Regions from separate parts of the Homo sapiens genome. Here region 1 is linked to region 2. A link is a contact called in ENCODE Hi-C or POLR2A ChIA-PET data. All regions are on one chromosome and are shown on one strand. Each heading gives the region's core, a stretch centred on a gene start or an enhancer-like site at or near the end of the contact. The rest is flanking DNA. Distances are from core to core; before and after follow the strand shown.

Region 1 (5,744 bases), core at 569-3,068, 540 kb after region 2:
CCCTCACAGGCACCGACAGCCCCTCGGTGCCTGAAGCTCAGGGTTTCGCTGCCTCCGCACAATGCTAAGCCCCTTACGATGATTAACTCGTTTAATTCTTAACAACCGCCCCACATCCTCCCCCTGTGCAGATGGAGGCAGTGAGGCAAGAAAGCCCTCCCAGAGAGTTCCCAGGACTGGGATCCACACTCAGCGTCAGTCAGCACCAGCGACGCCGCCTCTGCCCGGCACCCCCTGCCCGGGGAGCCCCAGCGGGGAGGGAGATGAATGGAAAGGGTGCACTGGAGACTGCTGGATGAGATGGAAGCTTCGGGAAACCTCTCTATGCCCCGCAGTGACCCTGTCTGTAAAAGAGGAACATCACAACACCTGCCTCACAGTATGCTGTAGATGAACTCAGGTTTAGCCCCACAGATAGGCAGAGCAAGTACCCCAAAATGTCAGCTGCTGGCTTCTCCCAGAGAGGCTGCCTGGCCTGGGGACCCCTGAATCTGCAGCTGAACAGAAAAACCACTGCAGACTCTCCCCAGCCTCTGCCCCGGGCTGCCCGCCCAGGAGCAGGGTCTGGCCTTTAGAAGCTCCCTGGAGGGCGGGGGCACCATCCGCCAGAAGCAATTAATTGCTGGGTCAAGAGATGGTGAAAGAGATTTGTCACGAGGGCCTGGGGATATTCAGGGTGGGAGGGTGGCCCACACTGATTCAGTTGCCCCACCTTCCACCTCACAAGCAGGCTCCGCCCCCACTCAAACCCCCAGGACATCCTCCTCTGCCTCCACACCCGCCCGGGCCCAGGGTAGGTCAGGGATGCAGCCCCAGCACCCGTGACCTGCTCCCAGGAGGGACCTGCTTCCACCATTCAGCCGGTGCCCACACACAGGAGGGGACAGCCAGGCACAAGTGGGGCTGACATACAGAGTCCCCGGTGGGCCCCAAATGGGCCTGAGACCCAGATCAAATCCCTGAGCCATCTCATCTTGGCAGGAGACTGCGACCCCTGTGTGTGCTGCTCAACTTCGCAGAGGCAGTTTCCTCTCGGTGAAACGGAGGCAATTATATTAGGTGGCTAAAATCAGGCTGGCTCCCGCTCCAGCCCTAGTGCTGTCATTTTTTAAAGCCTGAGGAAGGTGCCTTGCTTCTCGGAACCTCAGTGTGCCCATCTGTAAAACGGGGATGATGCCAGGGGCTACTCTGAAGAGAAATTTACAACCTGGCACCCAGCAGTGCTCAGTTGAAGCTCACCATCGGGGTTCACCAGGCCACCTCCCCAGGGCCCCTTGCCAGCCTGCAACCCTACTGAGACACCAATGTCCCCAGCACCTCGAACACCCAGAAGCGGGGCCCAGGGGGAGGGAGCAGAGTCTCGGAGGGCCACGATGAGAGGACTGGATAAGAGCCCACCTTCCCTGCCTCCCACCTCCGCAGCAGGCCCAGGGGAAACATAGGCTTTGGTGACCACCAGGCTGGGGCCAGAGGCCAGTGACAACAGAAGCACCCAGAGACAAGGCAGCCCCTGACCCAGATCTTCCATGGGCAGGGCTCTGCAGGAGCCTCTGGTCTGGAGGGGTCCGAGGCACAGGTTTCCCCATGGGTCCCCATCAGCTTTCAGCCCCTGGTGTCCACACCCAATCCCTCCACACCAACCCACCGACACACGGGGACCCTCGAAGCCCCCACCACACAGATGGGAAAACCAAGGCCCAAAGACGCCAGGCAAGGGCAGCTCAGCCCGGGATCTTTCTCATGTACCGGTGAGCTCAGCTCAGCCCAGCAGGCGTTCAGAAGCCCAAGTGGCCCGGCTGGGGTCAGGGCCCTGAGTCAGAGCAAGAAACGCAGCAGAAACTGAAACAGCCCAGTGGCCCCACATACTCCACAGAGTGAGCCACGCTGCTTCCCTGCGCCGCCCCGTGCTGGGAAGTTCTTGCTTCTGTGGTCAGGGTGAGGGTGGGGGTGGGGGACGAGTGGCGTGGAACAGCCTTTCAGCCTGGGGACCCTCTCTGGGCCCGGCAGATGAGCAAAGTTCCATGCACACAGGCAGAGCTGTGAACTGGCCCCACCTCAGAGTCTCCGTGTCACCCAGGACACATGCAAAGCCACACATTACCTGGGGCAGCAGTTCAGGGGTATGCATAGGTGAAGCATAGACAGGCAGGAGAGACCCATCCCAGGCACAGGCTGTTTCTGCTCCCTGCAGGGCTCAGCCTGCAGCAAGGCCACAGAGCACAGGTCTCGTGATCTCAGGATAGGGTCTGAGACCCGGGTTCAAAACCTAGCTGCACTGCTTTCTAGCTCTGTGACCCTGGGCACGTGGCTTAACCCTTCCGAGCCTGCCTGTTTCCTCGCCGTAAAATAGAAACTCAGCTCACAGGGCTGACTCAGAGGCTCAGTGAGCGAATGCCTGCCTACAGTAAGAGTGAATGCCCAGCATACAGTAAGGGCTTAATAAATATGTACAGCAGTTCCTGCTTAGCCACGGCAGCTTTCCACAGTTTCAGTATGGTGGTCTGAAAACAAACGGAAAATTCCACAAATAAACAATTCGTAAGTTTTTGGGTTTTGGGTTTTTGTTTTGTTTTGTTTTTCTCACTCTGTTATACAGGCTGGAGTGCAGTGGTGTGACCTCAGCTCACTGCAGCCTCCGCCTCCACCTCCTGGGTTCAAGTGATTATCCTGCCTCAGCCTCCTGAGTATCTGGGATTACAGGCGTCTGCCATCACGCTCAGCTAATTTTTGTATTTTTAGTATAGTCAGGGTTTCACCATGTTGGCCAGGCTGGTCTCAAACTCCTGGCCTCGAGATCCACCCACCTTGGCCTTTCAAAGTGCTGGGGTTACAGGCATGAGCCACCGCGCCCAGCCAATTCCTAAGTTTTAAATTGCACGCTGTTCTAAGTAGCATGATGAGATCTTGCACCGTCGCGTCCTGTCCAGCCCAGGACATGACCCCTCCCTCTGCCCGGGAGGACCCACTCTGCAGACGGTCCTGCCTGTGAGTGTCCATCCCGGGAATCAGATCAACTGTGATGGTAGAGCAGTGCCTGTATTCAAGTAGCCCTTATCTGACTGAACAATGGCCCCAAAGCACAAGAGTAGTGATGCTAGCATACCGTTAACATTGTCTTTTTATAATATTTTATTTATTTTTATTTTTTTTGAGATGGAGTCTCGCTCTGTCGCCCAGGCTGGAGTGCAATGGTGCAATCTCGGCTCACTGCAACCTCGACCTCCCAAGTTCAAGTGATTCTCCTGCCTCACCCTCCTGAGTAACTGGGATTACAGGCACTCGCCACCACGACTGGCTACATTTTGTTGTATTTTTAGTAGAGACGGGGTTTCACCATGTTGGCCAGGCTGGTCTCGAACTCCTGGCCTCAAGAGATCCACCCACCTTGGCTTCCCGAAGTGCTGGGGTTACAGGCATGAGCCACCACACCTGGCCTGTCCTATTTTATTATTAGTTATGGTTGTTAATCTCTCACTGTGCCTAATTTGTAAAGAAAACCTTGTCATAGGTCTGTATGTGTAGGAAAAGATGGAGTGTATATAGGGTTCCATACTGTCTGCAGCTTCAGGCATCCACTGGGGGTCTTAGAATATATCCCCCAAGATTAAGGGGGGACTACTCCATTTTTTTAGTTCCCACATTTTTCAAATGGAGAAGAAATTCACATTACATAAAATTAACCACTATAAAGTAGGCAGCTCTGACATTTAGGACATTCCCAGTGCTGTGCGACCATCACCTCTATCTAATTCCAAAACATTTTCATCACTCTAAAAGGAGACCCCATCAACATGGAGTAGGTTCTCCCCAGGTCCCCTCCTTCCAGCCTCTGGCAACCACCAATCTGCTTTCTGTCTCCATGGGTTTGCCTGTTCTGGGCATTTCATGAAAGTGGAATCGTACACTATGTGGCCTTGTGTGTCTGGCTTCTTTCACTCAGCATCATGGTTTCAAGGTTCACCCGCAGTGTAGCATGCATCCGTACTTCATTCCTTTTCATGGCTGAATAATATTCCATTGTATGGAGAGACCAATCATATATTTTTATATGAGAAAAGTGTGTTATAAAGAATACATATTCATATATATAACAACATATATATAAATACACATACAGAATGAGATATAATTCTAAAACTTGTAAGGTTATAAAATAACCATAAGAACTATGATGATGTGGAATCTGGTGAAGGAGCCAGCTGGTGGGAGAGAGGGGCCTGGGGTGCCCCAGGCCGGGCAGGTCCCCTCCTATGGGACCTCTCCTCCACTCTAACTCTCCTCCACATCACATCAGGCCTCCTAAACGTGCACTGAGCTGGGACCTGAATGGCAGCAAGGAGCCAGCTGTGTCAATATGCAGGGAACAGCATTCCAGGTGGGGGGAACAACAAACGCGAAGGCCCAGAGGCAGATGCGGTCGGTGAGGGCTGAGGAGCTCCCGGGTGGCCTCTGAATTTATTCTCAGAGCAGTGGGAAGAGAATGGAGAGTGTGGGGCCAGAGTCTCATGGACCTTCTGATGGGATCCCTCTGGCTGCAACTCAGAGACCAGACAGGTGTGACCAGAGTGGACTGGGGACCCCGAAGAGGCTACTGCAGTCGTCCAAGCCAGACGGCGACAGAGTGGGGGTCCATCATGGTGCCTGGTCTGCCATTCTTTTCTTTTTGTCATTATTATTGATATGAAAACAGAGGGTCTCGATGGCAATGCTGTTCCCCCCCAAACATAGTTACTGTTTATTATTATTCCATCTCACAATAACAGCATATTATCTTTACTGTTCCTGTTATTTTTTTCTGTGCTGTTAGGGCGGGGCGGGGGATCTCCATGGCAGGGTCCCCACCCCAGGGATGTTTTTGGCTGCCCCATGACTGGCTCATGGCCTTTGGGACAGTCCTACTCCATAAAAGTCACCCTCCCTACACAGTTTTCAAATGACCTGGCCATTCAAAAAAACCTGCCAGAACCAGTCCAAATACTAGCTGTTTCTTAAATGTCACTCTCCTCTCCCCCCAGCACTGCAGGGCTCTGATCTGCTTTCTCGCGAATCCACGCTTACTCATTCTGAGTGGGAGCCAGCCACTCCTCCCTCTCGTTTCCCCGCTTCCCCTTACCCGACGGTTGGGGCACCGCACAGATTTTTGCTGTTGTTGTTAATTCTGTGTCGAGTCTAGTCTGTATTAAGGAGGAATTTCATTGCCCAGGAGTAGAGGGGATTTCCCAAGTCTATGGGGTAAATATTGTCAGGGTGGTTGGGATGCAGTGTGGCGCTGAGCCAGGGAGCTAACCTCTCTGAGCCTTCGCTGCTTGCCTGGCAATGATGATGGTTGCTGGGTCACGAGATCACCGAGAGGATCAGATGAATTCACGTGGCATGTGCCGCACTGAGACAGGCAGGCACGCAGCTGAGGGGCTGGCGGTGGGAGGGGCAGGGCCGCGGCTGGAGGATAAAATCCCACACTCCCCGCTTGGCCGGGTGGCCCACTGCCCGTCTGGCTTTCGAGGAGATAAGCCGCCTGCTCAGGTTCACGTTCGGGATCAAATGAACCCACTTAATCCCCCTAGGGATCTCTGCTGAGCTGGCTCCTTGGGGGCCTGGGGAGGAAGGCAACTGAGCCCCCTGCAGTAGAAACCCCCACCCGCGAGGCCAGGCACAGAGAAGGTACCAAGGGCTTCTGCCCCAGCGCCGGGGCACAGCGGGCTGAGGGAGCCCCAGGACAGAAGCGGTCACACATCATGGGCTCA
Region 2 (6,610 bases), core at 754-3,253:
AGGCTAGAGTTTCACTCAAGATGGACAGATTGCTTACAGACTTCTGGACTTGCATAGGTTGGTGTTGTCAGTGGAGGCGGAGGCAATGTTTATTTAGCTTTGTAATTTAGAACACTGTTGTATTCTTTCTTACGGCTTTAGATTGTCATACAGGGATTTTCTAAGCCAGGGGTCCCCAACCTGTGGGCCACAGATGGGTACCAGTCCATGGCCTGTTAGGAACCAAGGCCACACAGCATGAGGTGAGTGGTGGGAAGAAAGCCAGTGAAGCTTCATCTATTTATAGCTGCTCCCCATTGCTTGCATTACCTCCTGAGCTCCACCTCCTTTCAGATCAGCGGCGGCATTAGATTCTCGTAGGGGCGTGAACCCTGTTGTAAACTGTACACGCAAGGGATCTAGGTTGCACGCTCCTTATGCGAATCTAATGCCTGATGATCTGTTACTGTCTCCCAACACCTCCAGATGGGACCACCTAGTTGCAGGAAAACAAGCTCAGGGCTCCCACTGATTCTACATTATGGTAAGTTGTATAATTATTTCATTATATATTACAATGTAATAATAATAGAAATAAAGTGCACAATTTAAGTGTAATGCACTTGAATCATCCCAAAAACCATCACCCCTGCCCCCAGTCTGTGGAAAAATTGTCTTCCACAAAACTGGTCCCTGCTGCCAAAAAGGTTGGGGACCACTGTTCTAAGCAAAGGCTTCCTGGCTTCCATTTTATTATGGAAAATTTCAAATGAACTCAAAAGTAGAGAAAAAAACAAAATGTACTCCTATGGGCCTGTCACCACACGAGTTGAACCCAGGTTAAGAAACCGTGAGCTTTTTGCTGTTCTTATTTTGTCTACCCTCTCTACTTTTTTGTTCACACAAGAAGCCAGTTTATTACTTGAGTTGGGTTTTGTTGAATGACCACAGGTCACATACTCGGTGCTGGCAGTCTTACCATAACATGCAGTCAGCATTTTTGAAAACAATGTAAATATATAATACAGTTGTCTATCTTTTAGTTTCCAAAGTTTGTTACTTCACATTTTGACTGGATGATAATTTATAGAATGTGTGTGTGTGTGTGTGTGTGTGTGTGTGTGTGTGTGTGTGAGAGATAGGCCAGCATGTCTGTATTATCCTCATTATATAAAAAGAAAACAGATGCAAAGTAGTGTTAGGTGACATGTTGGCCTGAAGTTCCAAGATTAAGTGGGAATACATTTTAAAGTTCCCTCTTTGCTGTTCCCTTCTCTTGGGAATGTTCTTCATTCATACAGCATCTGCCCTCCATCTCACATCCCCCGTCTTTCTAAAGGCATCACTGGCCCATCCCTACAACAAGCTGTCTCCATGCCAGCCCCAAGTGCTAGTAAGACATTGTCCTATACCTCCCTGGTACTGGGCTCTGCACCAGTGTGCCCTTCTGCGTACTCTTTTCTTCACCAGCCTGGCAGTGGGATGTTAGTTGCTGGGCGGCGCTATTCTCTTCCTCAGTTGGTGGTGACAGCTGGGTCCCTGTGCCTCTGCAGTTCTTGCACGGAGGTCATAGCCTTGCGCAGAGCAACACAGACGAGGCACTTGGCCTCCTGCTTAGTAGTCGGCATCTGCTGGCTGAACACTGTGGACATAATCTGATGTCAAGGCTGAATGGCTGCTAATTCCTTTAGGAGTGTAACTGGATTTTTCTCTCCTGCCCAGTCAAGGTGATTAGTCTTTATTTCATATCCAGCCTGTGTTGAATATAATCCAGTTCATAGTCCACTTTGTGGAACATCGATTGTAGCTTACCAACCTCTACCTCCATGTAAATAGTTGGCATTCCTCTGATGCTCTGGTCATCCCATTAGGGCTGCTGCAACCAACTCCTGCAGCCTCGGCCCTATGCTGGAGTGGTAGTCTCCCCTTCATGCAGCGGGTTCGCCTCTTCTGCCGCTAGAGTGAGGAACTTTTGGTCTGAACAGCCTTCAAGGGAAACCAGCTTCATTCTCCCAGCCTGTTAGTCCTGTACCCCCGTCTTCAGGTTCCCCTTTCTTATGCCGTGACCCAGAGCACGTGTTCTCTCAGGATATGGTTCTTGTATTTAAGACTCAGTTTTTGACTTCCTTGAATCTTAGCATCAGTTCTTTATTAGCTAGTTGCCCTCAATTTTAATTGTACTGAAATATTAGTACTGATTCAGTATTCTGTGGTATCACAAACTACAGGGAGAGAGGAAAGGCTCCTTTTCATGAAAGGTGAGGATTTGAGGTAGATGGGCTAAATTTTAAGCTTTCGTTTTCTTGGTTTTCAACTGCACTGTCATTTTGTTGTTTGAGTTCTCCTCCAGTGTGAGTCGAGTGCACAGGATGCTGGGGGCGTTCCTGAGCTTGCAGGTGCAGGCTCTGAGTTTGTCCTTGGCAGCCTTCCTCCTCAGGTCAGAAAGAGGGACTTGCAGTCATGTGGGATGTCCCCTTGAAAGCCCCAGTAGGACGTTGATTTTGAGACATAAGGGGGAGTCTGGAGTGAGAGATAGCCTTGGGAACGTGGTGTGTTCAGGATCTGTGAGCTCTGTGGGGTTCCATAACCTGTATCTGCCTCTGGATTTACAGCTGCCTCTATCTGTGTGGAAGAGTTGGGTGGGGGCTGTGTTAGGCGAGTCTGTACTGGAGATCCTTGCTGTGTGTTGGCCTTTCTGTTCTTTGGTTGGTCACGTGGAAAATTTGCCGGAGTTTCTTTTATCTTTCTTTTTCCTACAGAATGCACCTTAACCCCTCTCATCCCCCCACCGTGCAGTGAGACTTACAGACAGGTCTGAGAATTTTATCTGGAAGGAATGGCAGTGCCTGATGCCTGAAGAAGAACTCTAGTGGGAGGTCATGTTGGACTCCCCTGTCAGGGACCTTGGTATTGAACTGTTGCCCTTCTGAGCAGAGTTGGACTCTCCTGAGGCTAGGCTGGCGGAGTACCCTAACCCTGGCAGCTTGATTCCTGGAGGGGGCTCTGGAAGACACCCCTGCTGGGGTTAGCTTGCCAGGCAAAAGAGCAGAGCGCAGTGCTGCTGCCTTTGTCTTTTGCTTGTCGCTGCCCTGCAGCCACTGCCTTCGCCTGCAGCCACTGCCTTTGCCTGCTGTCCAGAGGCCTCTTCCTGTGTTCATTCTCCTGTGCTCAGGATTGACTGGGGAAATGAGAGCCGTTTCGGGGATTATATTCGTTTCAGTCACAGTTGCCCCTCTATGCGGTGGTCCTGGGATTAGTTTGCCATTGCCAGAAGAGCAGGAAAGGAATATCTTAGCATTCACAGATTTTTTTTTTTAACCATGAAAATTTCAACCATACACAATATTTTACAATAGAATCTTTTAGAGTAGACTATTATCTCTTACCTAAATGCAATGGTTACAATGATTTTACCACATTTGCTTTGTCTGCTCTTTTTTACTTTCCCTTTTTTTGTTTGTTTGCTGAAGCATTTTAAGTCACACATGTCAGACGACATGTCCCGTCATTCCTGTTCTTCACTGTGCATCTCTAAGGCTGTAGACATTGGTTTACATAGCTACAATGACATGATCACATAGTTAACAGCACACAGTGTAATCTCATACCCCGAATCACATTTCCTTGACTGTCCTCTTTTAGCAGCTGGTTTGCTTCAGATTGCAAAGAAGTTCCTCTGATTACATCTGATTGTTATGTCTCAAATCGCTTTCATTTAGAGCAACTCCTCCCACCTTACCGGCTTTTTTTCCCTCGTGTCCTTATTGCAAAAAAAAAGGGGCAGTTGTGCTGTAGAGTGGCTCACCTTTTGATATTTTGCTACTTGCTTCCTAGTAGTTCCTCTGTCCCTTCAGTTCTTTCCATTAAAAATTAGCTCCAGAGGCTTGATTAGGTTTTGCTTCAGTCTTTTGACAAGAATGTCTTCAGAGGGTGCTGGGTGTTTCCCATTGCACCACAGCAGGAGGCACACGTGTCTGGTTGTTCCTCTTTGAGTCATGCTAAGATCGATCCCTGGCTTCAGGTGGTGACAGCCTGGTCCTGGCAGTGTCAAGTCCTGGATCAGCCTTCCAGCCGCTTTTTTCACCCATTGCTTTTCATGGTTTGAATCAGGTGTTTGATGAGGAGAATGCACATATTAGCTGGTTGTTTCTTTGTCTTGAAAGAGAGTTCATAGAGGAAATAGGATAGATGCTTCTCTCCATTTAATTACCAATTTTTAGGGTAAAAAGTTGGGCCCCTAGTTAATTCCAATTTTGTTCAGTGCCTTGGGTCTCTCCATCTCTCTGCCTGCCTGTCTGTCTCTTTCTTCCCCATTCTCTACAGTCATTATGAGCTCCTGGGGTTTGTATATTGAATGCGTCTCACTCAATTGCCTTTCTTATTCCTTTTGATGCTCAGTTGCATGATTGGCTCTGTGTTCCTTTGGCACGGCCCTCTTGCTTTCTGGCATAACAGGATGTCCCAGGCTCATTTTGTAAGTGCTACTCTGGCTTTGAACCCAGCCATTCCTCCAAGGACCCCTTGCCTCTTGGTGGGGAGAGGATTTAAGGGAAGGGGCTGTAGGTGTGCTCATTGCTATCGCTTCTTATTGCTTCCAGGTCTTTTTGGTGATAACTAAAAAGAAAAAAAAGTGAATTCAGACTGATATGTCTAAGTCAAATTTTATATTACAGAATTTTTTCTTAACTTTGATTTTATACTTAAATCTAATTTTTCCTACATTGAATCTTGGCTCCTAACAACTTTAACATAAACTACTTATTTGTATTAACCTACTTTAAAATACACCACAGTAACAGTTAAATTGTTGAAAGAAGTGTGATTTCTTTGCAGCTTATTTGTCAAAAGAATATGTTCTAGGTATGTGCAATCAGTATACTATGCTCAAAAGCCATTTGTGGCTATGTCACCAATATGATAGGTTTATTCTCTTTATTTTGTTTTAACATTCATTTAATTTTATTTTTTAACTATAGAAACATATGTTTCCAGAGTCATGTAACAGTATATTCAGAGAAGTCTTAACTGTATTCTCCCCCATAAGTAATCATTAAATTAAATTCTGGATTATCTTTCACCATGCTTATTTATTTTATTTATTTATTTTATATTTTATATTTTATTTTAGATAGGGTCTCACTCTGTTGCTGAGGCTGGAGTACAGTGGTGCAATCTTGGCTCAATGTAGCCTTGAACTCCCAGGCTCAAGCCATCTTCCTGCCTCAGCTTCCTGAGTAGCTGCGACTACGGGTGTGTGCCACCATGCCTGGCTAACTTTTTAATTTAATTTAATTTAATTTTTTTTGTAGAGACAGGGTCTCCCTATGTTGCCCAGGCTGGTCTCAGACTCCTAGCCTCAAGTGATCCTCCCACCTCGGCCTCCTGGCATGCTGGGATTACAGGCATGAGCCAGTGTGCCAGGCCAGAGTTTATTTTATATATTACCTTCCTTTTTTGCAGAAACGGTAGCATAGAACATATACTATTGTGTACCTTTTTTTTTTTTTTTAACTTAACAGTGTGACCTGGGTTCACTCCATGTCAGTGCACAGTGCTTGTCCTCATTCCTTTTTGTCTTGTGAGGAGGTGCCATACTCGACTCGGCTAGTTCCCTATCGATGGCCTTCGGTTGCTTGCAGTTTTGCTGCCAAATACTGCCTCAGTGAATAACCGGGTATATCAGTCATTTCCTATTTTTACCAATGTGTCTTTAGGATATATTCTAGAATTATTACTAGGACAAAGGATAGATGCAAACATAATTTTTGTAGATATATGACCATTTTTGCCGAAATTTTGGGGACCTAATTGAATTTTGTAATTGTAACACTTTCACCTATAAGCAGTCCAGTTTATTTTACATTTTAACATTACATCTCCTCAAACACCCATGCATGTTCTCTTTGTATGGAACATATTAAAAGTGTTACTTTAAGAAGACCTATTGATTTCATTTAGTTAATTTTAAAGTATCATAGCGTATAGAGTAAAAGAAATGAAAAGATTGCTAAAACATAGTCCTAAACCTTAAAAGATTTCAGAGTGAATATTTTGAGATTTATTTTCTTCTTTTATCTCCTCCTTATTCTATTTGTGGTGTATTTTGTCCCCTGTAGGCTATCAAAGACTGGAAATAAGGCACTAAGAAATGTACCTTTATCTGCTCCACCAGAATGAAGCAGGATATGTGTGTGGGTGCCAGAGGGTGTCCTGAAGTACTCTATAGATTTTCAGAAAATATTCATTGAACACCTCTCATTGCCAGGTTATAACAGAGAGCAACGCACACAGTTCCTCCTTCATGGCACTTACATCCTAGTACAGGAGACAGGTTAAAAACCAGGGAACCAATACGATAATTACAAGTCCTGTGGGCTTTAAAGGAATCAAAGGAGATGAAAACAGAGTCTAGCCGGGGGGCCTCTTTAGGTAGGGGAGGGGCAGCTGACCCACAAAGCTCTGCACAAAGTAGGGGAGGGAGTGGCTTAAGTGCTGGGAACAGCATGTACAAAGGCCCTGAGGCAGGAAACGCTTAGGGTGTTTGAGAGCTGAAAAAGAAAGCCAGAGGCAGGAAGCACAGGGAGTGAGGTGGGGAGAGGGGCAGGTCAGGTGTTTGAGTTAAGGATTGGGA

What was found. Hi-C counts contacts between places; a loop is a spot of excess contacts on that map. ChIA-PET counts read pairs that join two places held with the same protein, here RNA polymerase II (POLR2A). Pooled maps may share reads with other maps.
Region 1: a pooled map shows a loop between it and region 2 (2.0-fold over the local background). The contact joins two enhancer-like sites. A Hi-C loop is called at or near these places in 1 of 50 pooled maps. POLR2A ChIA-PET finds 5 or more read pairs at or near these places in 4 of 52 experiments (BJ, H1, activated T-cell and 1 more).

What each region holds. Positions count from the first base shown.
Region 1 is chr12:124,543,858-124,549,601 of GRCh38, forward strand. The region is part of intron 1 of NCOR2 (nuclear receptor corepressor 2); the gene reads right to left. Among named protein-coding and RNA genes, the nearest start is that of NCOR2, 21 kb to the right of the region's middle. RefSeq lists enhancers at 183-717, 5,203-5,442. Within about 2 kb of position 1,819, at least 7 of the 41 ENCODE cell types and tissues checked have a DNase peak (open chromatin) inside an H3K27ac peak, as active enhancers do.
Region 2 is chr12:124,004,413-124,011,022 of GRCh38, forward strand. The region is part of intron 2 of ZNF664-RFLNA (ZNF664-RFLNA readthrough); the gene reads left to right. The region is part of intron 3 of ZNF664 (zinc finger protein 664); the gene reads left to right. Among named protein-coding and RNA genes, the nearest start is that of ZNF664-RFLNA, 35 kb to the left of the region's middle. RefSeq lists enhancers at 2,203-2,252, 2,273-2,332, 2,553-2,612. Within about 2 kb of position 2,004, at least 7 of the 41 ENCODE cell types and tissues checked have a DNase peak (open chromatin) inside an H3K27ac peak, as active enhancers do.